2 separate regions of the Mus musculus genome follow, and region 2 is linked to region 1. A link is a loop called in an ENCODE intact Hi-C map of the cell type or tissue named here. Cell type or tissue: left cerebral cortex. All regions are shown on one strand. Region 1 has its middle 3.3 kb from the start of Gm35190. Region 2 has its middle 32 kb from the start of Asb13.

Region 1 (2,500 bases):
GGGTCTCTCTAAGTTGCCCCAAGCTAACAGAGACGTTGTGGTCCTTCTGGCTAAGTCTCCTGAGTATTTGAGATGTATATCACCATACTATACTGGGGGCTTCCAATCTGACCCAAGCCCCTATGAGGATCAGATCAGTGATTTTTTTTTTTTTTTTTTGAGATCAGTAGGCTGAACTTCTGCACAGTAGTCCTCAGTACTAGAGGCATCTGTACTCTCAGAGTTTCTTCTACTTCCCCATCAAACTTTTGTTCTTTAGCTTATATCTTTGGGGAACTCTGTTCTCAGAAAACAAAACTGTTGAAACTTTACAGAGAAGTCAGAAAAGCAACTACTGCTTTGTCGGACAAGGGCCCAACAGGAGGAGACCGTGCCAAGTCTCCTTGGGGTAATGCGAAATGGGGCAATCAAGGACTGAGCTCCAATGAAGGGGGACAGAGTGTGGGGAAAGCAGGAGGGTCTCTGGACCCAACCCATATTTAGAGACCAAAGGATATGTAAGTAAGGAGCGGTCTACACATGTGGAAGGGAAAGGGAGACCGGAAGTGCAAAGAACCCAGGCAAGGAAGGGAGCAGGTAGACATTGGCACCTCACTCCTCTCTTCCTAGCAGGACCCCTCTCCCCAACCATGGGCTTTCCCAAACACAACCACAGTGTTCAGGGCCTGGAGGGTGGATAACATAGGGACCATCAGGGAGGCTCCCAGACAAAAGTCCCCAGCTTTTTATAAGAGAAGTCCCTGGGAAAGTGAGAATTCTGCCTTCAAAGCACCCTAAGATGCTCTACCCATAAAGGCCTGAGTAGGTGTGGTACAGCCCAGGAGTCTTGAGAGGAATCACAAGTTTCACCCAGTTTGACAAGGCTGGGAGTAGGTAGGGCTAGTTCTGAAGCTCTAACTTCCCTAGAGCAAGCCTAGGCTGGGAATGAGGCAGGGCTGCTTGGGGCTCATCCACCCCCTCTCTGAAACATTCTTGGCTCATCCTTGACATTTTCATATGTCATTTCGGTTTACCGTCAACTCTGAGGTGCTTCCCTGAGGCCATCGACCCTTCTCACTCCGTTTCACTATTATACTAGTGACTCCTTCTCTAAGGATCCCAAGGGACCCATCTTCTATAACACAGGCAGAGAAGTCACACAGCTCCGTTTGTAAGAGTGAGAATTCCCATAAGCCACTTACTTCTTTCTGATGCTCTGGTGCTTTTCCCACGATCTCCTCACACACCCACCATGCAACATTGTCTGCACACTCTTGCAAAATTACCCATCATGGCAGAACTAAATCCTCGTGGCACTGTGAGGAGCTTACACTAACTAGCCCATCCTTCTATTTCCCCCATGTGTGCCTGGCACTGCCTGTCAGGGAAACATCTCACATCTGAGCAGAGCCAATCTGCTCCCTACCCCAGGGTACAAGCCACAGAGTCTAACACCACTACTCAATTCAAAACCAAACACAGTCTTGAAGGAAAATTCATCAGCCTTGGCAGTGGGCCAGGCAGTTAAACGTGGATTCGGATCACAGATCATTTCTGCTAATTAAACAAATATTTTTCCAGAGCTGTCTTGGTTTCCGCTGTTGCAGTTGGCCCAAATTGCTGGCACACGCAGGATAGGAGCCATCCCCTGAATGTCTGTGTGGACCAGAGGGCAACAGACAGAGTTTTTGAAGTAACAGCAAAGCAGGTCTTCAAAGTGGAGACACTTTGTCCAAACAGAAAGAAGGAAAAGGGAACAAAACACTGGCCAGCGCTAATGGTCACAATCCTTGCACTTAGTGAGTCCTGCTTACAAGCAAGCCTGTGCTCACACAGCACTCTTACAGAATGCACTTTCTCCCTCCTACAAATCACACACACACACATATGTGCGCTCTCTCTCTCTCTCTCTCTCTCTCTCACACACACACACACACAAACACACGCATACACACGTGCAAGTAATCTAGAAATAGAATAAATTATTCCAAATTTTGAGACTTGAGTAGAGGTTTTTGTTCCTTCTCTGAAGGAAGTATAAGGCCAATCCCACAATGTTACTTAAAGAGCCAGACAGCCAGGTCACAAGGTCTCTATATGATGAAATTCACCATAGTCCTTCACTCTTAGAAAATGTATTGTTTACAAAATCCCTTTCACTAGACCCTGGGCTTAGGGCAACACCCAGGCACTGCATGTCTTGGATCAAGTTCAAGAAGTTTGTGGGTTCCCCAAAGCCTGCCGAGAAACAACCACAGTTTCCAGCCTTAGGAAGACGGTCATGGAGAAGTCAAGGTATTGCCATGCTCTGCACAGTGTGCAGGGTTGTTAGGGCTAGGGAGATAGCACAGCAGGTAAGAACATTGCTTCATCGATGTGAGGACATGCCTTCAAACTCCCATGTAAAGAGCCAGGTACAGCCACTCACCCTGCTCTTACCCCACCAATGTGGGACAGGAGAGAGGCAGGAGGATTACTATGACTGTGAGCTACCAACTTAGCTCCAGGTTCAGTGAGAGGC
Region 2 (2,500 bases), 100 kb after region 1:
GCTCAGCAGTTAAGAGAACATCCCTCTCTTCCAGAGGACCTGAGTTGCAGTCCCTGCACACATATCAGGCAACTTAGAACCACCTATAATTCTAGCTCATGAGAAACCAATGCTTCTGGCCACTGCTTGTGTCTCTAATCACATGTGTATGCCTACACACAGACACACTCATATTAGTTATGCATACACACAACTAAAAGTAATAAAAAATAAACCTTTTCTAATCTGGCTATAATTACACACTGAATTCCAGCACTGGAAAGGCAGAGACAGAGGATCCCTGGGGTTCAGTGAACCAATAGCCTATCCCAGTTGGAGATCCAGGATGGGGAAGAGACACTGTATTAAAAGCTAAGAGCTGGAGAGGCAGCCCAGATGTTAAGAGCTCCAGGATGAGGGAGAGGCACTGTATCAAAAGCTAACATGGAAGAGCTGGAGAGATGGCTCAAATGTTAAGAGTACTTACTGTGCTCGCCTAGAACCCACACGGCAGCTCACAACCTTCTGTAAGTTCAGTTCCAGGAGATCTGATGCCCCTTCTGACCTCCTCAGGCTTTGGCACATATGGATGTGCACACACATATACATAAAACTAAAATTAAATTAAATGAAAAACATAGGCAATGATTGAGGATCAATACTCTAGGCTCATTCACATGCACACAGACAGACACACGCACAAGCACACCGTACGTGCACACATACACATACACACATGCACACACACAGAGAAACAGACTGATAGATTGACACACACACATGCACACACATACACGTGCACAGACAGACTGACTGACTGATAAACACCCATGCACACACACACATGCACACTGAATTAGCCAAAGTGTGAAAAAATCCCATTACACGGAATGAACGAGCCCCCTGAGCACTGAAGCACAGCCTGGTGACTATAGTTAAGAACCATGTGTTGTAACCTTGAAGTTGGCTGAGTCTTCCTAAGGGGTTCCCAACCACACCAGACACAATATCTACTTTAGCTGTAGTGATCATTGCACAGCAGGTACATACCACAATATCACATTGTACCCCTAAACCTTACAGGATGTTGTCAATTGTAGTTCTACAAAGCTGGGGGAATGTCTCGAAATTTAAATTTCATTTTAAAAAAACAAAAGACAAAAACAGAACCCCGAGAACAGAAAGTGTCCCTTATCTGAACCCTTAGTATTTCAAGTAAATAGTCTAATGGCCGTGGAGGTAATACTCTCCTAAAGTCAATTAGCTCAGTTATGACATGAGATCTCTGTCCACCTCCAACTACTAGGACGCAACTGTATCCGTTGTCCCAGAGCCATAGAGGTTGCATGGACTATTAACTGGACAGCAGTGAGGGACATCTGAAGAACACCAGCAGGCCCAAGCAACTTCGAGAACCCCAGCTACCAGTTCCCATGAGTTGACAGACAGGAGGGTACTTTGACCAGACTGGTGCTTTGGTGCCTCCATGTGGCCAAATGTTTGAACAGCAAACTGGCTACAAATTAAGGTCTGGGCCGCCTGTCCTTCAGAGCATGGCCAAAATCATTAAGAAACTCTTGTGCAGGCTGGTGAGATGGCTCAGTGCTTAAGAACACTGACTACTCTTTCAGAGGTGCTGAGGTCAAACCCACCCACCCCCAACCGCATGGTAGCTTACGACACCTATAAAGAGATCTGATGCCCTCTTCTGGCATGTAGGTGTAGATGCAGAAGTAGATGTAGACGAAGACAGAGAACTCCTACATTTAAATGTATATTTAATATATAATTAACATATGAATATTATAATTAATATAATTTATAACATATAAGATAACTTTATAAATTTAATATATAGGTATGCATTATATATTATACATTATATATAATATATTGTATAAATTATATCTAAGTATATATGTATATATATAAGGGAAGGCAGACAGACAGAAAGAAAACAGAAAATGTGTGCATATTGACAACTCAGGATCACAAATTTGTGCTTAACTGTTGGCTGACAATATTTTAGAGTGATTCCTTGACTCAGCCAAACTGCTCCCCCATCTGTCCCTTTCCTAGATTCATGACTTTTGGGTTTGCTTAGTGACCCGTTGTGTTTAACCATCTTGTGACCATTAGCTTGGGACTGTCCACTGGAGCATGGGATCTTTTCTGGGTACATAACTACGTAGTGAACCTGGCCACCTGGGTCTCTTGTTTCTTCTCCAGACCCTCACTGCCATCTGCCAGTGCCAAGGACTTCCATGGCTGTTCACGGCTCAGTGTCCACCCAAGAAACAATAAGAAATAAAGGAAAAAGAGAAAACCAACCCGAGGGTTTGTAACTGCTATTCTCAGTGACTGCAGGTGATTGTGCTGGGTCTGCAAAGGGATGTGGTCATCATCAGCCAGACACGAGGGAGGAGGGCCCAGGGAGCGGTATGCCTTGGCACTGAACTTTCCCTAAGGCAGCCATGGAAGTCCTTGGCACTGGCAGATGGCAGTGAGAGTCTGGAGAAGA

The links. A loop is a pair of places that touch in the nucleus more often than their neighbours do. Peaks named below come from ENCODE experiments on the same cell type or tissue, not always from the same donor. Only the 100,000 strongest peaks of a DNase experiment are listed, where the experiment ranks them.
Region 2: it touches region 1 in a loop (2.1-fold over the local background); 2 of 42 quality-filtered maps call a loop at or near these places.

What each region holds. Positions count from the first base shown.
Region 1 is chr13:3,769,391-3,771,890 of GRCm38, reverse strand. No RefSeq gene overlaps it. Among named protein-coding and RNA genes, the nearest start is that of Gm35190, 3.3 kb to the right of the region's middle. In left cerebral cortex, no CTCF peak of the experiment used is centred here; a DNase peak (open chromatin) is centred at 1,259; H3K27ac peaks cover 881 bases.
Region 2 is chr13:3,664,549-3,667,048 of GRCm38, reverse strand. No RefSeq gene overlaps it. Among named protein-coding and RNA genes, the nearest start is that of Asb13, 32 kb to the right of the region's middle. In left cerebral cortex, a CTCF peak has its summit at 1,500 (motif pointing left); a DNase peak (open chromatin) is centred at 1,490.